Regions from separate parts of the Homo sapiens genome. Here region 2 is linked to region 1. The links are chromatin loops, found by intact Hi-C in ENCODE. Cell type or tissue: HepG2. All regions are shown on one strand. Links, peaks and the distances in the headings refer to the core of each region. The heading gives the core; the rest is flanking DNA. Region 1 has its middle 41 kb from the start of ZNF117. Region 2 overlaps LOC124901661 (a long non-coding RNA gene).

Region 1 (12,051 bases), core at 2,426-10,425:
TTTGGGGGTTTATATAAAGTCTACCATAAGTTTTCATCTGTGATTTGCTTTTTTTTTATAATTGTACTTTTCTATTTTTCCATGTTGTCTAGAAACATAGCACATTTTCATAAAGAGGGAAGGGGGACATCTCAAGGTCTCCTGGCAGTGCAGCGAAGGCTGGTGAATTATCATTAAAAAGGCTGAGATTATCATTAAAGAAAAATCTCTGAATTGTGACACTGCACTCCAGCCTGGGTGACAGAGTGAGACTCCATCCCCCCGCCCCCCCGAAAAAGAAACATTTGAAGCACATTTTTAACACCAAATAGCAACAGGATTATCAGGTTCAGGATTCTGAAAGAAGGGGTGTAGATCACTTTATTTCATTTTTTCATTTTTCTTTGCTTTTTCTTTTTTTGAGACGGACTCTTGCTCTGTCACCCAGACTGGAGTGCAATGGCATGACCTCTCCTCACTGCAACCTCTGCCTCCCGGGTTCAAGCTATTCTCATGTCTCAGCCTCCTGAGTAACTGGGATTACAGGTGCTCGCCACTATGCCTGCCTGATTTTTGTATATTTAGTAGAGACCAGGCTTTGCCATGTTAGTCAGGTTGGTCTCGAACTCCTGACCTCAGGTGATCCACCCACCTCAGCCTCCTAAAGTGTTGGGATTACAGATGTGAGCCACTGCACCCAGGGCCACAAAGGTGTGGACACCTAGGAGCCAGGGTCATTTTCTGAGGACAATGAGTCATTGAAAGGCACAAGTAGGTGAGGGATGGATTGGGCTGCTGGTTTGAAAGCGCAACATGGAGCTTCCTATGGCACAGGCAGCTTGGGGGCAGAGAGGCCAGTGAGAGGCAGGAGCAGCAGCCCAGGCTGTCACCAAGGAGGGGACAATGTGGTAAAAATGGAGAAATGCACATGGGTCTGAAAGGTTTAGATAAATGTGGATTTCAGCACCTCCTCTCCCACACCCCACTTATCAGCTGTGAACATGGGGCAAGGCACTCCTTTCTGTGTCTTTATGACTTAGCTGAGGTGACCACTAAGTAGGAAAAGTGCCTGGCTGGTGACACATAATAAGTAGCTGCAAGTGGTAGCTTTCTTCCCTACCCACTTGAAGCAGAAATTGGTGACCAGTTTTTCTCTCTGAGTCGTCCAGCTGGCACCAGAGAAATTCTGAGGCTGCTTCTTCAGACAGGGCCACCAGGATGTCTGGGCAGCATGGCAAATCTGATCCTTAGATCAGTTTGGAAAAGGTGGGGAAGACAGAGCCAGAAAAACTGGGCCAGATGCCTGGATTCCAATCATACCCAGGCCCTGCCCCCTCTGGTTCTGGCTGTGCTGTGCCTGTCTGGGTCCTGAGTCAAGTGACACCTGGTCCCTGCCCTCTGCCCTCAGGAAGGTCCCCATAGACCAGGGAAAACTCACAAATACAGCCATTGGGTAATGCCAGAGAATATGCATGCCAACTCCTAAGGCTGATGAGTTACTAAACACCAATAGCTACGGTGGGAAAGAGATGTCATTGTCACCATCTTAAAGATAAGGAAACAGAAGCTTAGAGAGCAATGTGCCCAGAGTCGTTCAGCCTAGGAGTGACTGAGGCAGGACAGAAGTCATAACTTGTCCAGCTGCAAGGCTTGAGTTTCCAGTCTAGCCCAGAAGATATCACCCTGCCCAGGTTGGGCTGCAACCTCACTCACCTTTGGGACAATAGGCTCTATCTGGAAGAGAAGGCTCTATTTTGAGCAATGAGGAGCCCATGCCAAGCACAGCCACCTGCCCCTGCAGAAATGAGTGGGGCTGGAAGCTTCATGGATTCTAGTTTTTAATGAATATCTCCCCTGAGCCCACACAAGCTTGTGACTGTTGGTCCCAAGGCATATTGTCCAACCTCCAAATGGAGCAGAGCAATGGTGAAGGAAGCCTGTCTGGTCAGCTCAGCCACTTCTGAGCTCTATAGCTTTGCACAGGCCTTTGCTCCTCACTGTGCCTAAGTTTCCTGCCATAAAACGGGGACATTGATACAAACCACACACACAATGAGGATGAAAAGAGATAATGGGTAAAATGACCTCACCTGCCAGGGAGTCCATGCTCAGAGAACTCTCATGCTCTTGGGTGGAATATTTCCTCAGAGACATAGAGCTTGGAGGTCAGGGACACGGGCCCTGCCACTGACCTGCTCTGTGACTCTGAGACAGTGGCTTCCACTCTCTGAGTTCAGATCCACACTGAACAGGCTGCTCTGACCTGTGCCCCTGGGCTGGGAAGGGAATTCTTCCTCCCCAGCTTGTCAGGGAACCCTTGGCCATGGCTGAGGGCAATCTGGCCCCAGTGCCCTGGCTTAATGGAACAGCAGGAAAAGGCAAACACAAAACCCAGACAGCAGCTGATCACGGAATCTGCTCTCCTTGACCCACAAGGATTTGTTGTGATCCAGCCAGCCTGTGACTCTGTCCACATGCTGCTCCTCTGCAGGGATGCTGCTGTTCACTCTTACTCTACTGAGACACACAGATGTCCTTGAATGAAATAATTCTCTCTCTCTGTCTCTCACACACACACAAACACACACACACACACACACACCCTAACTCTTCCTCCAGGCTCGCAAGTCAGCTGTCCAGAAAAACTGCCTTCAGCGGCCCCTTAGCCTGTGAGCTGCCCTCATTCCCCTTCACAGCCCTGAGTGAGGATGCGCAGCCTCCTTGGGCAGGAGGAGGCAGCTTCTGGGAGGTTGGGTCTCACAGCTCCAGTGCCCCCTGCTGGGCCTCTAGCCGGCTCAGGCAGTGACCCTGGGTAGGGAGCACCTCAGTGCTGCTCATAATTGCAGAGGATGGCCTCACCAGTCAGGGGGTCCTGGAGGGCCTGGGGGGGCTTGGTCTCTGACTGCCAGCAAAAGACGCTGGTCACATCTAGGCAGCAGGAGGCAAACACTGAGTCAGCTGACTTGCCTGACTTTAACCCTCAGGTTTTTTAAAAAAATTAAAATACAGGTGCAGGGGCTTGGGCTCGGGACTCCTGGACCCACGTGGGGCTGAGCGTGGATGGTGTTTGGTGTCCGGCTTCACTCCCAAACCGCACCCGGAGGGTTTGCGGGGCGGAGGGGCCTCAGGGCGACGGTTCCAGAACAGACCCAGGCTGCTCCGGTCAGCAGCAGCCCCGCCGCTCTCCCACCTAGCGGGGACCCCCAGCCCCGCCAGCCGCATCGCTCTGTCCCTCTCATGTCAGGCAAGCCAGTTCCGGACCGCGTGGCACCAGGAGCCGCCAGGAGCCGGGGCGACCCAGAGGTCTCCAGCGACCTGGCGTCCGGCGAGGACACAGCCCCCAGGAGGGGTTAGACCACGGGAGCCGGAGCCCGAGTCCCAGGGCCGCCGAGCCAGTTTAGAGTGGTCTCCAGGCCCTAGTGGGAAGGGGCTCCGCGCTTCTGGGCGTCCACAGGAGCTGCATGGCCCTGCCCGCTGACGCCCGGTCGGGACGCTCCACACCCTGTGTGGGGGCGGAGGGGACGCGGTGGGTGCGGCCTGGGCGCGGGTGGGCTAGAGCCTGGAGACCGCCGGGAGCCCGACTTCCTGGCGCTTTGCCCTTTGGGGAGCGGAGCCAAGGAACAGCGCCAACCTCTCTCCACAAGCCAGGGACCCTACGACCCACCGCCGCAGGTGAGCTCCGCCCGGGCGCCCCCTCCCCCACCACGCCTGGATCCCTGCCGGGCTCCCCGAGCCGAGACTGTGCCTTCTGCAACAGGGCTGTGCTCCAGGTGGGAGAAACATCCTTTGCTCCCTGCTTTGGGGTCCCTGGGCTCCTTGTAGGGTCTAGTAATGGTAAAACTTCTTACTCTGGCTGGAAAGGTAAAATTTTTCAGATCCCCTATGCTTCAGCTCAAAAAGCAGAGCTTATAGCTGTAATTGAGGTATTGGCTGCTTTTACTATGCCTATTAATGTGATTTCTGATTCTTCATACGTGGTTCATTCCACACAATTAATTGAAAATGCTCAGTTACGATTTCATACAGATGAACAACTGATGACTTTATTTACCCAATTGCAAATAGCAGTTAGGAGTAGAATGCACCCTTTTTATATCACTCACATTAGGGCTCATTCACCTCTTCCAGGACCTTTAACTGGAGGGAATCAAATGGCTGATCGCCTAGTTGCTACTGCAATATCTAATGCTAGACACTTTCACAATTTAACCCATGTTAATGCCTCTGGTCTCAAACGCAGATACAGCATTACCTGGAAAGAAGCTAAAGCTATTACCGAGTGATGCCCAATTTGCCAAATGGTGCATTCCTCATCTTTTACAGGAGGAGTTAATTCTCAAGGATTGGAACCTAATTCTCTTTAGCAAATGGATGTCACACATGTTCCCTCGTTTGGGAGTCTAGCTTATGTACATGTATGTGTGGACACCTTTTCCCACTTTGGGCTACATGCCAATCAGGAGAGTCTTCTGCCTGTGTTGAATGTCACCTTTTGCAATGTTTTGAGGTGATGGGCATTCCAGCCTCTATTAAAACAGATAATGCCCCAGGCTGTACTAGCCAAGCTCTAGCTACATTTTTCTCTATGTGGAATATTAAACACATTGCTGGTATCCCATATAATTCTCAAGGACAAGCCATAGTAGAAAGAATGAATCTGTCCCTGAAACAGCAGTAGCAAAAACAAAGGGGGCGGGGGGAAACAGGGACTATGGGACACTGCATATACAATTGAATCTAGCATTATTGACTTTAAATTTTTTGAGCCTGCCTAAGGGCCAGATGCTATCAGCAGCTGAACAGCATCTACAGAAACCAGCTGCAAAGACAGAAGCAGAACAACTGGTTTGGTGGAGAGATCTGATAACAAAAAGTTGGGAAATAGGTAAAATAATAACTTGGGGTAGAGATTATGCTTGTGTTTCTCCAGGCCAGAACCAGCAGCTGATTTAGATACCATCAAGACACCTAAAACCTTATCATGAGCCAGATGCTGTGGAAGAGATTCTGGGAGAATCCTGAGGACCCCCCAGTTGCAGCCATGTCAAGACTGATGCTGAGGAGGACCCCAACTGTCACGAGCAACACCCGTCGAACACAGCCACCTACTTGGGGAAAGATCAAGAAGCTGTCACAGATGGTGGAAGAAAACCTGAGGAAAGCGGGACAACCAGTCACAATGAGTAATTTAATGATAGCTATGAGAGCGGTGATCACCATTGCTGTGAGTATTCCTTCAGCAAGCGCTGACACAGAGAACAATTATACTTATTGGGCATATCTATCAATCTTGGCTGGCAATAATGCCTGGATGTAATCACTCTATGACCCAGTTACACATGCTTTCTGATCTCAGTATTTGCCATAATGAATCTGCTCCTATAATTAAGGCATACCACCCTCAAAAACCTATTTGTAAACAGAATTGAACCTGGCCAGAAAAAATGAATGTACTTGTTTGGGAAGATTGCATTGCAGAACAGGCAGAGGTGCTGCGCAATGATTCCTATGGAATCATTATTGATCGGTCTCCTAAGGGGATGTTTAGCTTGAATTGTACCTCTGAGTATGTGTGCCATGGCCACACTATGTTCAGCTGGTCAGAAGAAAACAGTCAGATGGTAGAAATGGTAAGAAGTATGGCAAGAGTTCTTATTATCTGGAAACATGGCGGTATAGTGGCACCTCAACCTCAAATGATATGACCCGCCGTAGGAGATTAACAAAAGGATTTGTGGAAACTATTAATGGCTCTTAATAAGATCAAAATTTGGGAACGAATAAAAAACCATCTAGAAGGACACTATACAAACTGGTTTTTGGATATTGCAAAGTTAAAAGAACAAATATTTAAAGCATCCCAGGCACATCTGACCTTAATACCAGGAACTGGAGTGCTTGAAGGAGCTGCAGACGGATTAGCAGCCAGTAACCCATTAAAATGGATGAAAACACTTGGAAGCTCTGTGATTTCAATGATGATTGTGTTATTAATCTGTGTTGTTTGTCTTTGTGTAGTCTGCAGATGCAGATCCTGACTCCTGCGAGAAGTAGCTCACCGTGATAAAGCTGCCTTTGCTTTTATTGCCCTGCAAAAACAAGAAGGGGGATATGCTGGGGAATAGGCCCCCAAATCTGGACATAAACTGGCCCCAAAACTGGCCATAAACAAAATCTCTGCAGCGCTGTGACATGTTCATGGTGGCCATAACGCCCATGCTGGAAGGCTGTGGTTTACCGGAATGAGAGCGAGGAACACCTGGCCTATCCAGGGCGGAAAACCACTTATAGGTATTCCTAAACCACAAACAACCTATGCCTTAAGGACATGTTCCTGCTGCAGATAACTAGCCAGAGCCCATCCCTTTGTTTCGGCCCATCCTTTTGTTTCCTGTAAGGAGTGCTTTTAGTTAATCTATAATCTATAGAAACAATACTTATCACTGGCTTGCTGTCAATAAATATGTGGGTAAATCTCTGCTCATGGCTCTCAGCTCTGAAGGCTGTGAGTCCCCTGATTTCCCACTCCACATGCTATATTTCTGTGTGTGTGTCTTTAATTCCTCTAGTGCTGCTGGGTTAGGGTCTCCACGACCGAGCTGGGCTTGGCAAACGTAACTCTTTCTGGGTACTTCCTGTTGGAAAGGAGTGCTGTGGGCCGGGCGCGGTGGCTCACGACTGTAATTTCAGCACTTTAGGAGGCCAAGGTGGGTGGATAATGAGGTCAGGAGTTCAAGACCAGCCAACATGGTGAAACCCAATCTCTACTAAAAATACAAAAATTAGCTAGGCGTGATGGCATCTGCCTGTATTCCCAGCTACGCAGGAAGCTCAGGCAGAAGAATTGCTTGAACCTGGGAGGCAGAAGTTGCAGTGAGCTGAGATCATGCCATTGCACTCCAGCCTGTGTGACAGAGCAAGACTCCATCTCAAAAAACAAAAAAAGAGAGAAAAAATGAAAAGAAAGAAAAGGAGTGCTGTGGCAGGGGGACAGCAGTTGGGGCTCCTTCTGAGGTTGATCTAAGGGTTCTCAAAAGAATGGTGTGTCCATGTGTGGCTCTGTTCATAGCACCATTTAAGGTTTAATTGTTTCTAGGTGAAAAGAGAGAAATTTTTCAAGAAGGCTTGAAATATAGGGTTAGAATATGAGTATTTAGCTTACCATTGTTAGTAGAGATCCTATAGACCATAACTGTGACAGCAGAGTTTGTTAGCTGTTAGCTACACCAATGGATTGTAATACCAGTTTGCCTCCACTAGATGTTGCTGTACATTGCCAGAAATGTTAATATGAAAGTAACATTTGTTTTGAGAAAACATACATTTCCCCCATGACTTGCCATTAGGGAATACTATTAGGTTTAGGCCATCTTTTATAACTTACAATATCATTGGGAGAATACGTTATTGGGTGGCTAAAATAACTTTAGTGTTGATCTTAGCAATTTCTTTCCTTTAATTATTAAATTCTTTCATGACAGGCCCTCTTACAAGATTCTTAAAATTTCTGACTTGTCCTAAACATCCTTCCTTTAAACAGCCAGTCATTTCCTTTCAGGACAAGAATTTACCATACAAGATATTTTCTTATATAAAATCTTTTTATAACCTTCTTTCCATAGCTTAGAGTGCACCATAGTACTAATCTTTAATACAAAGTCCTATCAAACTTAACGATAGTAAAACTTCCATGCTTACTTCCTATCCATAACTCTTACTCCTGCTATAAGCAAAACAAACTTGACTAAATCTTTTCTGCAACTGCTAATCCTTTTACAAAGATAATAATTAGGCAAATTGTTTCAGCAATTAGAATTTTACAACCAGAATTCCACATTGTGGGTGCCACAGTGTACAGTTCTATTGCAAATAATAGCGTGAATATAACAATTCCTGCAAAAGTGGTGTAGTAAATAGTTTCTGTTTAAAACTTTACTTGCCAAGCTATAACATTCTCCTTTGGGAATTTATGAAGTTACAAATGCAATTCTATGTATAATTGAAATTTCTGGCAAATATGCATTAAAAAGAAGGTCTAATATTTGGCGGTGAATTTTGAGAGGAAATGTAGAATTTTTTTAAAGTATCTGGTGAGGTAGATGGGATTGAGTAAGATGAGTAGCTCTCACTCAGTTACTTATCTTTTACGATTTTCAGGTTAAGATCTTCTATTTCTCCACACTGATATTCAGGACATTCCTCTGGGCTGTCAGAGGTTGCTCCCTCAGCTCTTCAGGCTTTGACTTGAGTGTGATGCATTCAGAATTTGATACCTGTAACTTTTACTGCCAAGGGGCTTGAAAGAAAATCAGTGTAGGGCTCTTCCCAGTTTGAGTTTAGGAAAGGAGAGAGTTTTCACTAATGCCAAATCTCGAGTTAAACAAAGGTGTTCCTATTTCCTGGGGTTGGGCTTCTGCCAGTTGTGTCAATTCCTGTTGGAAGTGAGCTAGAGAGGTTACATGCTTAACCAACTTAGAGGTTTTCTGCCTGAAAAGAATCTCTGAACACAATGATAAGATTTATCCTTTCCTAAGTGAAAAACTTGTTGAAGGATTTTAAGGACTTTCCATTGGCTTGAGGCTGGCAAATGGAGTTTGCCATCCTCTGTCCTCTGACTGTAGCCATCCTGAGAGATGAAAATATACCCTCAAGAAGCAGCCCATTCTATTTCCACAGAGAAATACTGAGGTTTATTTTCTCTTATGGAGCCTTCCTATATTCGAAGGGCTTGAAGTGTGTTAATTCTTTGAGGCTTCCTCACCTTTGACTTAGCTGTCTGATCAGATAACCTGTTTCCTTTGGCTACTTCATCTGTTCTCTTTTGATGTTCCTTACAATGTGTCCCTGCCATTTTTCATGGAAGGAAAACTGAGGATAATAACCAGTTAATTTCTGGTGATATTTTATAGGAGAAGCATTAGTGGTAAGATTTCTTTCTGCTTTTTATTATAAGTTGTATTTCATACAGGTATTCAATTTATATCACCCTCCTTCATTATTTTAATATAAAGCCTTCTCCACTTTATATCAGTGGAAAACAGGCCACCTGGTGCCAGGAAAGCACATGGATTGCCATTTTAATGATGATGATGAAAAGCACTTGTTTGGGTGGTACTCACGTGCCAAACACTGTTATTTGGCTCAAAGTACCAGTTTTTTATTCTTCTCTAAATGTAGTGATAAAATAAAATAAAATTCTTAGTTAAGAAGACTTTATCTCATTCAAGTATGTATTATGAAATTTTGTTGACACTTAAGTGTCTCTGACTTACCTAGAATATTGAAATTTTTCATGAATTCAATTTGAACACTGTAAAGAAACTTTTTTTTACTAAAAGCCTTTGTGAGGCAGAATAAGATTTATGAAATGTCTTTATAATATGGAAAAATGTGTTAATGATGTTTGTAGTAATCCCTCTGAACACAGCATTCTCAATTCCCGGTATTCACCCTGAGTTACTCAGGGGAAATTGGTATCTCTGTAAACAGGCAGAAGAAAGTGCAGAGTGAAGGTGCACAACATAGCACAGAAATGTTTTCCACATGCACCTATTAGGGTCTTAATGTAATGGACTGTTATTTGCGTGGCTACATACTTACTGAATCTAGTCATGCTATTTTCTGGCAGCTAAAGGCATCTGTTACCCATTAATTTTATATAATTATTTTCTTGGTGGAAAAATAAATCCTTTTTAAATTTACTGTAAATTAAGAGATTAGATTTGTAATCTTCAATTTTTTAATGTTAAAGCAAATCAGAGAAAAGCCATGTGTGTATATTGTATGCATTTTCCTACCTATCGAAATTCTTGTACTGCCCTGAAATATCAAGGACTTAATAACGGAGCAAATCCTAAATCTGGTCTTTGCTTCTTGTTAGTAATCTGTCCATTTCAAAAATCATGGCAATTATGCTAAGCCATTGAAAAGATGTGGTTTTGACTAATTTTATCTGATTTTAAATGTTTTGTTACTTTTATTATGTTAATCTAAGAGCAAATATCCACATAACTGTTCATGCTTTCAAGAAATACTCATATTATGGACAGATGCAGTGGCTCATATCTGTAATCCCAGCACTTTGGGAGGCTGAGGTGGGTGGATTACTTGAGGTCAGGAGTTCGAGACAAGCCTGGCAAACATGATGAAACCTCATCTCTACTAAAAATACAAAAATTAACCAGGTGTGGTGGTGCATGCCTGTAGTCCCAGCTACTCTGGAGGCTGAGGGAGGAGAAGGGCTTGAATCTGGGAAGTTGAGGTTGCAGTGAGCTGAGATCACACCACTGCACTTCAGTCTGGGTGATGGAGTGAGACTCTGTCTCCAAAAAAAAAAAAAAGAAATATATATGTTGGATTACAGTATAGTAGAATCCTCTAAAATTAGCAGAAGTTCATTATTAAATTTATTGTTTTCAAAATTTTTCAATTGTGAAAATGAAAAATTAGGTATGCTTTTTCATGATAATTTTAATTCTAGGAGGGTACCTAGGATAATGTAAAACAGGGTCATCAGAATGGTGCAGACATGCTGATTTAATTAGAATGAGTTCAGCCTTTTTGGTAGACTATTGGTATCCCAGAGGCTGACCATTCACTACAGCTTACTAAATGTTGCCTCATAAGGCTGATACAAGAGTGCTTGGGTGGCTCACGCCTGTAATCCCAGCACTTTGGGAGGCCGAGGCGGGTGGATCATGAGGTCAGGAGATCGAGACCATCCTGGCTAACAAGGTGAAACCCCGTCTCTACTAAAAATACAAAAAATTAGCCGGGCGCGGTGGCGGGCGCCTGTAGTCCCAGCTACTCGGGAGGCTGAGGCAGGAGAATGGCGTGAACCCGGGAAGCGGAGCTTGCAGTGAGCCGAGATTGCGCCACTGCAGTCCGCAGTCCGGCCTGGGCGACAGAGCGAGACTCCGTCTCAAAAAAAAAAAAAAAAAAAAAGTGCTTGGGAAGGGAAGAGCATGGTCCGTTTAAATAATATGGAAGTGGGGAAGGGAACTGCTGGGTAGAGGAGGGCGCTGTCACTGGCCAGGGCTCCACCCCCACGGACCTAAGTGAGGACAGGCACTTCTGCCCTTGTGCCCAAATGTATTTTCCAGGACCACCCTGGCCCACCATGCCCCCATCCTGGGCCTATAAAAACCCGGGACTCTAGCAAGGCAGAGACACAAGTGACCAGATGTGGAGAGGAGCACATCGGTAGAGGAAGATGCAAGTGGCTGGTCCTCAAGAGGACGTCGAGAGGAGCACGCTGGCAGAAGAGCACACCCGCAGGCACCAGCACACCAGCAGGCTATCAACTGGTAGGACTAGGCTGAGTTTGGTCCGGGCAGTCGGAGGAGAGCCAGGGCCACCAAGCGGCCCAACTCCAGGGAAAGAACATCTCCCTTCTGCCTCCCCCATTGGCTGAGAGCTATGCCACTCAATAAAACTTTACACTCATTCTCCAAGCCCACGTGTGATCCGATTATTCTGGTACACCAAGGCAAGAAACCACAGGATACAGAAATCCCCCTGTCCTGGTGATAAGGAAGGGGGTCTAATTGAGCTGGTTAATACGAGCTGCCTATAGACGGCAAACTAAGAGAGCGCCCTGTAACACATGCCCACTGGGGCTTCAGGAACTGTAAACATTTACCCCTAGACACTGCCGTGGGGTCGGTCTGCCTATCTGTATGCTTCCCTAGTGCAGTGGAGCACCAAAGAAGTGAACCACACCCGCATCACACACTTTGTGAGGGGAACAAGGGAACCTTTCCCGTTTCAATGCCAGTGGGCTCTTTCTTTTCTTTTTTTTTTTTTTTTTTTTTTGAGGCGGAGTTTCGCTCTGTCGCCCAGGCTGGAGTGCAGTGGCGCGATCTCGACTCACTGCAAGCTCCGCCTCCCGGGTTCACGCCATTCTCCTGCCTCAGCCTCCCGTGTAGCTGGGACTACAGGCGCGCGCCACCATGCCCGGCTAATTTTTGTATTTTTAGTAGAGACGGGGTTTCACCGTGTTAGCCAGGATGGTCTCGATCTCCTGACCTCGTGATCCGCCCGTCTCGGCCTCCCAAAGTGCTGGGATTACAG
Region 2 (12,051 bases), core at 1,645-9,644, 270 kb after region 1:
CGGTGGCTCACGCCTGTAATCCCAGCACTTTGGGAGGCCGAGGCAGGTGGATCATGAGGTCAGGAGTTCGAGACCAGCCTGGCCAACATAATGAAACCCCGTCTCTACTAAAAAATACAAAAAATTAGTAGGGCGTGGTGGTGGGCAGCTGTAATCCCAGCTACTCGGGAGGCTGAGGCAGGAGAATTGCTTGAACCCAGAAGGCGGGGTTCCAGTGAGCCGAGATCACGCCATTGCACACCAGCCTGGGCAATAGTGCGAGACTCCTTCTCAAAAAGAAAATAAAAAATAAATTCTAGTTTTGAATCTGAAATAAGTTCATGCCTTACTTTTGGCTTTAGATTCTTTAAAGTAGAGAGTCTGTTTTTGCACAGTTGGGTTGAAAAGATTTTTGGGAAGATGATAGCTCTGAATCCCCAAAGTTCTTCATCTGATGTTCTTAATTCATCCTTTGAGTTCCTGCACAGATATCACCTCCTCAGTGAGATATTTTTTGACTATCCACTGGCACGAGGCCCAAAATTGGATCAGTCTGAGCCAGGAGTAACGTACTTAACTTTTCTGAGCCTCAGTGAGGCATCATCCCCTCTGAGTCTCAGTGTTTTCTGCCACTTGAATGTAAGCTCCATTGAAGCAATCGTTTTGTTCTCTTTTGTTCACTGTGTTTCCAGAACCTAAAATAGTGCTTGGTGCTTCGTAGGTCTTAAAAATGTATTTGTTAAAATAATTAATGAATCTATAATATGAAAATAAAAATTCTAATGATGCTTAGGATTGCTGGGAGTTAAATAAGATCATGTAAAACACTTAAGAGTATGCCTGGCACATAATGGTTATCAATAAACAGAGGCCTTTCTGATGATCATGTGACTGAGGCATGATTGTATAGGTACCAGTCTATCTTGGTCGTAAATTGCAAGCTCTTCTCACTTCATCATTCTTCCTACTTCAGGGTTTGGTAGGTGTCTGGGGCCCAGCCTGTGGTGAACGTGTGCACAGTTGAATGAGTCAGTTGCTTCTGTTTGTTCCTCCAGGTATTTCATCGCTGATTTGCCCCACTTGCAGGACAGCTTTGTGGACAAACTCCTTGACCTTATGCCCCGATTCATGACATCCAAACCTGCAGAAGTGGTCAAAATTCTACAGACCATGCTGCGACAGAGTGCCTTTCTGCATCTCCCACTTCCAGAGCAGGTCAGGGTCTATTTGGCCCCTGTAGGCCAAATCTGTCCAGACGGTCAAAAATCTTTACCTTGGTGATCTTCTTTGACCAATGGAGCAGCTGGGCTAGGCTCTTCCTCTGAGTGGCTCCCACATGCCCACTCATTAGATAAGGAGACAGAAAAAAGATGTGTTTTCTTGTCCAGGAATGACCTGGCTTTAGAATCATAGGATTTTCCTCTTGCTTACAGATCCACAAAGCCTCAGCCACCATCATTGAGCCAGCAGGCGAGTCAGACAACCCTTTGCGGTTTACCTCTGGGTTGGTGGTTGCCCTGGATGTTGATGCAACCCTGGAGCATGTGCAGGATCCTCAGAACACTGTTAAGGTCCAGGTCTGTCGGGTTTGGGTCCTCGTGGAGCTTCTAGACTGACCTTGTGTTGAAGTATTTAATGTTAGTACCCCTGTAGTCTCTACTTGAGGGACAGAAACTGGGACAGGAGAAGAAATGAGCTTCTGTGGGAAAGAACCTAGGCTTGAATCTCAACTACTGCTGAGTGTGGTTTGGAGCAAGTTACTTTAAACTCTGAGTCTCAGATTCTACAACTGACAAATAGGAGGAGTTGACATAAAGAGATAATGTATTTAAAGCCCCCAGGACCCAGTAAGCGTTCAGTAAATGATAAGACCTTTTCTAATCTTGTAATGTGACGTTAAGATTTGGTCTTTTGTTACAGAAAACTATAATAAACAAGTTCCTTTCAGGCTGTGAGTCAGTCAGCTGGCAGATAAAATTTATGGATGGGAAAAAGCGATTACTAGGAAATATTCTTTCCCAAGTTACATAGATGTAATAGAGACACATGAGAAATGTAGTAGAGACACTAATCAATTCAGACAGTGCAGTTAAGCCCCACAAAGAGTACTACTCCTTCATTCATCCATCTGTCCACTCATTCATCCTTCCTTCCATCCATCTGTGCAATCGTGTTTACTCTATTGCATGCACTAAGTGCTGTGGTTGCCAAGGTAAATATGTCACAGTTCTTCCTCTCAGGGTGTGCACAGTTTCACTGAGAGACATACAAATGGGCAGGCAATTATAAAACAGGGTTTGGTGAGTAGACATGCACAGGATGGGTCATCTCCTAGACTGTCTCCTAAAAAACCCTTTCAAAGCACCTCTATCACATGCAGGGCTAAACCTTTTAGAGTATTCAATTTGGAGTGTGGTGGAGGCTCAGGAAAGGAAAGGAGAAGGGCACAAGGGATATGAGAGAAGGGCCAAAGGGATATGAGTCAAAGCAGGGATGCAAGCACTGGCAGGAAGTACAATAAGGGGACAGAAAAATAGGCTGGAACAGGCAGAGAAGGCTTCCTGGAGGAGGTAAGGATGAATCAGGCCTTGAAGATTACGCTTTTCGGCTATGGTGACAATAAAGGACTGGGCCTTCTGGCTTCCAAGCAGAAATTATTATAAATTATGAGACCTGCAGAGAACTAGTTCTGAGCTAGCTGTGAAGTTGTATTGCATATTGGAGTGTTTTTGTTTTGTTTTGTTTTTTTCCACATTAGTGGTTGTCCACCTTCACTGCACTTTAGGATTACTCAGAAAGCATTAAGAACAGATGAATAGGTGTCAGCCTACATTAATTAAATCAAAATCCTGAGAATAGGGCCTATGGACACTAGTGTTTAAGAGTTCATAGGTGATTCTAATACGTAGTCAGTGATACCAGCAGAACTACTGTTTTACCTTGTCCCTGAAAAAAAACTTCACTGATCACCTGAGTGTAAAGGAGATTGTGGGCAGGTTACTTAAGGGTCATCTCCTAGACTGTCTCCTAAACCCCCTTCAAAGCACATCTACCACACGCAAGGCTAAACCTTTTAGATACCTTATAGGTAGAGGGACAGGAAACTCACTGCCCCATCGTGGGACAGGTCCAGTGCTTTGAAAGTGCCATCCAGTCCAGTCACCACACCCTGAGTCATTCCTCTGTTCCAGGCACTACTTCAGGTGCTCGATAGAGATATAGCAGTAAACATGCCTCAGAGATGACACTGAGATTACATTCCCCATTAAAATACTGTAGATCTGTTCTTTAAAGCAAAGCCTGCAGAACTCCATTCATTAACTATTTATTTTATTTTATTTTATTTTATTTTATTTTATTTTATTTTATTATTATTATACTTTAAGTTTTAGGGTACATGTGTACAATGTGCAGGTTTGTTACATATGTATACATGTGCCATGTTGGTGTGCTGCACCCATTAACTCGTCACTTAGCATTGGGTATATCTCCAAATGCTATCCCTCCCCCCTCCCCCCACCCCACAACAGTCCCCGGGGTGTGATGTTCCCCTTCCAGTGTCCATGTGTTCTCATTGTTCAATTCCCACCTATGAGTGAGAACATGCGGTGTTTGGTTTTTTGTCCTTGTGATAGTTTGCTGAGAATGATAGTTTCCAGTTTCATCATGTTTTATGGCTGCATAGTATTCCATGGTGTATAAGTGCCACATTTTCTTAATCCAGTCTATCGTTGTTGGGCATTTGGGTTGGTCCCAAGTCTTTGCTATTGTGAATGGTGCCGCAATAAACATACGTGTGCATGTGTCTTTATAGCAGCATGATTTATAGTCCTTTGGGTATATACCCAGTAATGGGATGGCTGGGTCAAATGGTATTTCTAGTTCTAGATCCCTGAGGAATCGCCACACTGACATCCACAATGGTTGAACTAGTTTAGAGTCCCAACAACAGTGTAAAAGTGTTCCTATTTCTCCACATCCTCTCCAGCACCTGTTGTTTCCTGACTTTTTAATGATCGCCATTCTAACTGGTGTGAGATGGTATCTCATTGTGGTTTTGATTTGCATTTCTCTGATGGCCAGTGATGATGAGCATTTTTTCATGTGTTTTTTGGCTGCATAAATGTCTTCTTTTGAGAAGTGTCTGTTCATATCCTCCGCCCACTTTTTGATGGGGTTGTTTGTTTTTTTCTTGTAAATTTATTTGAGTTCATTGTAGATTCTGGATATTTGTCCTGTGTCAGGTGAGTAGGTTGCGAAAATTTTCTCCCATTTTGTAGGTTGCCTGTTCAGTCTGATGGTAGTTTCTTTTGCTGTGCAGAAGCTCTTTAGTTTAATTAGATCCCGTTTGTCAATTTTGGCTTTTGTTGCCATTGCTTTTGGTGTTTTAGACATGAAGTCCTTGCCCATGCCTATGTCCTGAATGGTATTGCCTAGGTTTTCTTCTAGGGTTTTTATGGTTTTAGTTCTAACATGTAAGTCTTTAATCCATCTTGAATTAATTTTTGTATAAGGCGTAAGGAAGGGATCCAGTTTCAGCTTTCTACATATGACTAGCCAGTTTTCCCAGCACCATTTATTAAATAGGGAATCCTTTCCCCACTGCTTGTTTTTGTCAGGTTTGTCAAAGATCAGATGGTTGTAGATATGTGGTGTTATTTCTGAGGACTCTGTTCTGTTCCATTGATCTATATCTCTGTTTTGGTACCAGTACCATGCTGTTTTGGTTATTGTAGCCTTGTAGTATAGTTTGAAGTCAGGTAGCATGATGCCTCTGGCTTTGTTCTTTTGGCTTAGGATTGACTTGGCGATGCGGGCTCTTTTTTGTTCCATATGAACTTTAAAGTAGTTTTTTCCAATTCTGTGAAGAAAGTCATTGGTAGCTTGATGGGGATGGCATTGAATCTATAAATTACTTTGGGCAGTATGGCCATTTTCACGATATTGATTCTTCCAACCCATGAGCATGGAATGTTGTTCCATTTGTTTGTATTCTCTTTTATTTCACTGAGCAGTGGTTTGTAGTTCTCCTTAACATCTGTTAAGGAGATTAATTAACATCTGTTAATGAGAACTTTCCTCGATTAAATATTCTGTCATTGGAGATTGGTACATTTCTTTGTCAAGGGCAACAGTTTTTAAGCCATTCACATACACACGTTCCTGGGAGAAGTGACACTGGGGAGATTTTTTTTTAACCCCTGAAAATGAACATATTGGAGAATACATTCATGATCTCTCCACAGGCTCTAATAAAGGGGGGGAGACCTGGGTTCTGCACCTGGCCTTGTTGTCGTGGTTACGGTTGCTTTCAGGCAATGGCACCTGTTCTCCAGGTGTGTCTGGACTTGTACTTGCTTTAGCCATATATGGCCACCAGGGGGAGGAGTCACCCCACAGTTGCCTGGAGCGCCCTCGCTCTCCAAATTCACAGCTTGAAATGTCACCTGTGGCCGTCCTGCGGTCATCCACGGTTTTCTTTCTTACCTTTTCTTTCTTTCCTTCCTTCCTTCCTCCCTCTCTCCCTCCTTTTTCCTTCGTTCCTTCCTTTTTCTTTTTTTCTTTCTCTTTTCTTTCTTTCTTTCCCCCTCTCTCTCCCTTCCTTCTTTCTTTCTGTCTTTCTTTCTATCCTTCCTTCCTTCTCCCCTCCCCTCCCCTCCTCTCCCCTTCCCGACAGAGTTTCGCTCTTGTTGCCCAGGCTGGAGTGCAGTGATGTGATCTCAGCTCGCTGCAACCTCTGCCTCCTGGGTTCAAGCAATTCTCCTGCCTCAGCCTCCCAAGCAGCTGGGATGACAGGTGCCCACCATCAAGCCTGGCTAATTTTGTATTTTTAGTAGAGACGGGGCTTCCCCATGTTGGCCAGGCTGGTCTTGAACCCCTGACCTCCGGTGATCCATCCTCCTCGGCCTCCCAAAGTGCTGGGATTACAGGCGTGAGCCACCACAGCTGGCCATCCATGGCTATTTTCACCATGCCTCGCTTTCCCCTGTTGGTTCAGTCACCCTCAAAGGACAGAGCCTCTGTGCTATAGGCCTCCCCCCCGGATCTGTGCATTGCCTAATATGACTGGACCCTCCTCCCCACCCCCCATCCTGCCCCAGCTCCTCTGATGACATCATCGGCTCTGGAGCCACCACTCAGCTTTTTGCAGGAGGGTCCCCTCCCTCCAACCCCACTGGCCCCTCAGGACCCCACATCCCCCGGCACCGTCTGGTGCAGGGACTCTTTTTTCTCCTATACCCCACGTACTGTAGAATCTAAGGTAGGGTCTATATCCTTCATGGTTCCTGTGGTCGTGTCCAAGACCTTTCTCTTTCAAAGGCAGCGGAGTCACCTGCTGTCCCTCTCAGTGACTGCTGTCTGCTGGTCTTCCGCTTGCACCTCGTCATCCATTGAGGACTTGTGTTCCTGGCTGACTGCATTCTCATCCTTCTTGCCGTCTTGTAGAGCAGCAACCCCTCTACATTCCCCCAGCAGGTTTGCAACAGTGATTTCATACAAGACGTTGGTGTCGTCACCCACGTGGACAGGCCAGGCTACTCCCCGTCTCTCTGGGCACTTAGACTGCTGAAGCTCCAGTGAGCTTTTCCAACTTGCCTCTCAGCCACCACTCCCTGCCTGCGGTCACACCTGGGACCCTCCATCACCCAGAAAGGAGACTTCAGACAGCTCTCTGCTGACCTCTCTTCTCTTGCTCCAGAACTCTCCACTTGGCCTCCCCACCTCATTGTCACTCTCTCTGTGGTCATTGCCTTCCTTAATCATGGTTCATAATTAAAATCAACTCCTGCAGGGCGAGGTGGTTCACGCCTGTAATCCCAGCACTTTGGGAGGCCGAAGTGGGTGGATCACTTGAGGTCAGGAGTTCGAGACCAGCCTGGCCAAAATGGCAAAACCCCTGTCTCTACTGAAAATACAAAAATTAGCTGGGTGTGGTGGCAGGCGCCTGTAATCCTAGCTACTAGGGAGGCTGAGGCAGGAAAAATCGCTTGAATCCGGGAGGTGGAGGTTGCAGTGAGCCGAGATCACACCACTACACTCCAGCCTAGGCGACAGAGGGAGACTCCATCTCAAAAAAAGAAGAAAAAAAACCTCCTTTTTCTCTCTCTCTCCTGACATTGTTCCCCTGGGCAAGGGTGACATGAACAGGCTGGATCTCTTGCATCTGCATCTGGACAGCCAAGCATCACTGGGAAAGCACACACTCAGCTGCACTTTCACTTTATTTATTCATCTATTTATTCATTTACTTATTTATTTATTTATTTATTTTAGTGACAGGGTCTCACTCTGTCACCCAGGCTGGAGTGCAGTGGTGTGATCAGAGCTCACTGCAGCCTCCACCTCCTGAAGCGATCCTCCCATCTCAGGTTCTGTGGGAGCTGGGATCACAGGCGTGCACCACACCATGCCCATCTAATTTTCTAATTTTCTATAGAGATAAGGTCTCGCCATGTTGCCTAGGCTGCTCTTGAACTCCTGGCCTCAAGCAATCCTCCTCACCTCAACACCCCCAAAGTACTGGGATTACAGGTGTGAGCCACCATGTTTGGCTGTACTTTGACTTTTTTTTTTTTTTTTTTGAGACGGAGTTTTGCTCTTGTCGCCCATGCTGGAGTGCAGTGGCGCAATCTCAGCTCACTGCAACCTCTGTCTCCCGGGTTCAAGCAATTCTCCCACCTCAGCCTCCTGAGTAGCTGGGATTACAGGTGCCCACAACCCTGCCCAGCTAATTTTTATATTTTAAGTAGAGATGGAGTTTCACCATGTTGGCCAGGCTGGTCATGAACTCCTGGCCTCAGGTGATCCACCCATTTCAGCCTCTCAAAGTGCTGGGATTACAGGCGTGAGCCACCGCGCCTGGCCTGGCTGGACTTTCACTTTAAATTCAGACTTCAAGTGGGCTTCCTGGAAACCCCTCTACATTCCCCCAGGAGGTGAAGGGCCTGAACATCCCTTTTCTGCCAAAGGTGCGGCAAGAGCCTCTCCCTACCAACATCTCTCTTCAGTTCCAAGGATGAAACAGATAGTGGCCATAAAAAGAGCAGAGGACAGCAGGAATAAAATTACCTCAGGTACTGAGGTTACAAGCACTGCTGGCCACCAGTTGCTCACCTTTCTTCAAGAGATTAGACATGAACAAAGAATGATGAGGTCACAGGATAAGCAAACTCTATGTCTTTAGATCTGTACACAGTATAGGCCTCCAATGTTTAGAAACAGAGAAAATAGAAAAAGGCAAACTCATGTTGCTATTTGGCCTCGGCCCTAATGGTCAGGCTGTGGTTTTCTGTTTTCTCCTGTTGTATGTGGTGCTGTGTGAGTATAATCACCAATCACATGTATACATGTCCACATGTATTTCTGCATTTCTCAACATTATCTTACAAGACATTCAACTTTAAATCAGGGGGAAAAAATTAGTACTTTTAGGGTGCCCACTATTAGAAGGTAACTAGTAATCAGGCTGTCATTGAAGCCTGGCATCTTATCTGCACTGGGTGCATGTATTAGTTAGCTGTTACAGTGTAACAAACCATCCAAAACTTATTAGCATCATAATTGAGATGGTCAGGCATTTAGGCTGGGCTCAGTGGGACCATTCTTCTGGTCTCAACTGAGCTCTTTCAGACATGTATTATCAGCTGCTTGTTGACTAAGCAGCTGTGCTTCTGGGAGTGAGCTTCTGCTTCTGGGGCTGTCAACAGAGGCAACTTGCTTCTCCTCCCCATGGTATCTTGTCTGGCTTACATGGGCTTTTTTTCATAGAGATGGCAGCATTCTGAAAGAAAAACAGAAGGATTCAATACCTTTTGAGCCTACGCCTCAAACTAGCACACTGTCATGTTCACAGGTTTCCACTGCCCTGAGCAAATAAGGCCAGCCAGATCCAGGGATTGGAAAACAGATTCTGGATCTCAATGGGAACAGCTGTAAAAGCACCTGGCAATGGGCATGGATACAGGAGGGATAAAAAATTGCTACCATTTTTGCAATAAGCATCATTCTGCCTTTTTTTGCGCATGTAGTTTATAGAACTCTTCCACATCAATAAATTGTCCAAAGACCCACAGCTACTAAGTGGCTGGGCTGGGACTCAGGATCAACTCCGTGTGACCCTTGAAATCCTGGAGAGTGACATTTCTAAAATAGAAGTCAGATTTCTTTTAGATTTGTGCCCATATAGTACTGTTTATTATTAGAATAATCTTAAAATGGCTGGGCATGGTGGTTCACACTTGTAATCCCAGCACTTTGGGAGGCCGAGGCAGGCAGATCACGAGGTCGGGAATTTGAGACCCAGCCTAACCAACATGGTGAAACCCCGTCTCTACTGAAAATACCAAAAAAATTAGCCAGGCTTAGTGGTGGGTATCTGTAGTCCCAGCTAGTTGGGAGGCTGAGGCAGGAAAATCTCTTGAACCTGGGAGGCAGAGGTTGCAGTGAGCAGAGATCACGCCACTGCACTCCAGCCTGGGTGAAAATAAATAAATAAATAATCTTAAGGAATTGCAGAAACACATGGCGGCTCACACCTGTAATCCTAGCACTTTGGCAGTCTGAGATGGGAGAATCACTTGCACTCAGGAGCTCAAGTGCAGCCTGGGCAACATAGTAAGATCCTGTCTCCATAAAAATTTTTTTTAAAAAATTAGCCAGGCATGATGAGGCATGCCTGTAGTTCCAGCTCCTCAGATAGCAGAGGTAGGAGGATTACTTTACTTGAGCCTAGAAGGTCAAGGCTGCAGTAATCCATGATTGGTTACACAACTGCACTGTAGCCTGGGTTATAGAGTCAGACCCTGTCTCAAAAAAAAAAAAAAAAAAAAAAAAAGAAGAAGAAGAAGAAGCAGAAAAAGAAAGAAATTGCAGGAGCATTTGAAAAGGACATAGAATAATTTGGAAAAAGTAGCTAAAGGATGAGTTGAGAAAATCAAAGCCAAAACCACACATGACTTATTTTTTATCATAGAAAAAAATTGAAAATTAAAAAAAAAACTCTAGAGAAATTAAATGTTACAGAGTTTAATTGAACAAAGAATGATTTGCAAATCAGGCAGCCTGTGGAGCCAGAGTAGGCTCAGAGAAACTCCAGCACAGCCACATGGTAAGAAAATATTGATGAACAGAAAAAGCAAAGTGACACACAGAAAATGAAAGTGAGGTACAGAAACAGCCAGATTGGTTATAGCTTGGGATTCGCCTTATTTAAACACGGTTTGAAGATTTGATATCCTTTTAGTGGGAAAATCACAGTGGTTAGTACAGGAATGCGTTACAGTTAGGTTTCAGTTTACTATGTACAAAAAGAAAAAAAAAACTATTGACCAAAATTAAATGAAAGGGGACAGCTTCAGGCTATAACTAATTTAACAATTTCTCGCTTTTGGTTATCTTCTCAAGTTTGAGAGACAGACCAAAACTTTATACATTATATTCTGCCATCATCAAAGATATACTTATTTAGTCTCAAATCTCACTGTGAAATAGCAGAACTGTGAGTTTTGTAAAGTGGAAATGAGAACTTGAGGATATTAATTTTTTAAAGAATTACAGTAGAGGGGACCTCTTTATGTTAAAATTTGCTGCTTACAGAATAAAAACAAAACCTGGCCTGTTTTAGCATCTACCTATTTTCTTAAATTTTTAGTTTGAGTATGTCATATTTAGCATGAGTGACTCCATTTTGGTTTGGTTTGGTTTTGTCTGTTTGGGCCTGGTGCGTAAGCTCAGTCCAGAATAATAGCCTCCAATAATTTCTTTTAAAAATTCCCCCGTTTTGGTTAAGTTTTCACATACGTCAGAGTGTGACCAAAACTTAGGGCCTTAGTGCCTCTCTCAGTTTCCATTATTTTGGGTTTTTGTTCTTATCATGTCATTTATAGGTTATGGTGTCCTCATGGTCGCATATATCTTTGAGTTTTCATCATTCCCATTAAAGAGAGACCATTTGACATTCTAGAGATGACTGCATGCAAACATTTATAACTTTTGAGAGAATACAGTGCAATAGGGAGACTACTATTTTGACTATCAGGAGGATAACACCAAGAGTTTGAAGTATGCTTTTTAACCAGGGTCCCCATGAACAAACCAACTAAAATTAAATAGATCAAATAATTAGCTAAATAATTGGTCTACTCATTTCAACCAAGGAGTCTGTTTCTTTTTTCTTTTCTTTTTTTTTTTTTTTTTTTTTTTTTTGAGATGGAGTCTCACTCTGTTGCCCAGGCTGGAGTGCAGTGGCAAGATCTTGGCTCACTGCAAACCTCTGCCTCCCGGGTTCAAGTGATTCTCCTGAACACTAAACACAAAAATTAGCTGGGCATGGTAGCGCATGCCTGTAGTCCCAGCTACTAGGGAGGCTGAGGCAGGAGAATCGCTTGAACCTGGGAGGCGGGGGTTGCAGTGACCTGAGATCATGCCACTGCACTCCAGCCTGGTGACAAAGTGAGACTCGTGAGACTCTGTGTCAAAAAAAAAAAAGACCAAAAAAAAAAAATTATGTCGTCTTACATACCAGGACTTTTTCTCCAATTTATGTGCATAGCACTGATAACTGAGTGGTTCTCATAGGTAATTTTACTTGGACCACAGAGTTTATTTAAAGAGCACATTTAAAAAATTTCAGTACTTGCTGATTTAGCGTAAAAATGTGGCAGAGTATTTTTCTGATATTCAATTAATTTTTGTCTTGCCTGGGCTCACAGTTTTATGAATCCGTCTTTTCATGGGAATGCTCATGATCCTTACCCAGTTCAAACAATATGATCCTAAAATTATCAGAAACAGGACTCAACTTGTCTGGTCACTTTCCATCTTTTCATGAACCTCCTAAAGACACAATACTCTGGGATTTTGTGTGCTTTTGAGGTTTTTAGAAACTAAATAAGAATTAAACCATTAACTGTGAAAATTACTTAAATGGTTATGAAAAAACAAATAAAAAATTGATTATATCTGTTGCCTATATTTGTTCATAATAAACATAATTATGACTAATAGCATATAAAGAGATATATATTAGATTTTTAGAAATTCTATAAAATTTTGGAATAAATATTAATAACA

The links. Hi-C counts contacts between places; a loop is a spot of excess contacts. Peaks named below come from ENCODE experiments on the same cell type or tissue, not always from the same donor. Only the 100,000 strongest peaks of a DNase experiment are listed, where the experiment ranks them.
Region 2: a loop joins it to region 1, with 12 times the contacts of the local background. A loop is called at or near these places in 20 of 110 quality-filtered maps.

The regions. Positions count from the first base shown.
Region 1 is chr7:64,944,207-64,956,257 of GRCh38, forward strand. No RefSeq gene overlaps it. Among named protein-coding and RNA genes, the nearest start is that of ZNF117, 41 kb to the right of the region's middle. In HepG2, for the core only: CTCF peaks have their summits at 2,752 (motif pointing left) and 7,236 (motif pointing right); DNase peaks (open chromatin) are centred at 2,745 and 7,235; H3K4me3 peaks cover 1,182 bases; H3K27me3 peaks cover 224 bases.
Region 2 is chr7:65,211,239-65,223,289 of GRCh38, forward strand. LOC124901661 (a long non-coding RNA gene) reads right to left here. Exons shown (of 2, transcript XR_007060366.1): 2 at 8,325-8,761. It also overlaps the pseudogene INTS4P1. Among named protein-coding and RNA genes, the nearest start is that of SNORA15B-1, 150 kb to the left of the region's middle. In HepG2, for the core only: a CTCF peak has its summit at 5,369 (motif pointing right); a DNase peak (open chromatin) is centred at 5,383.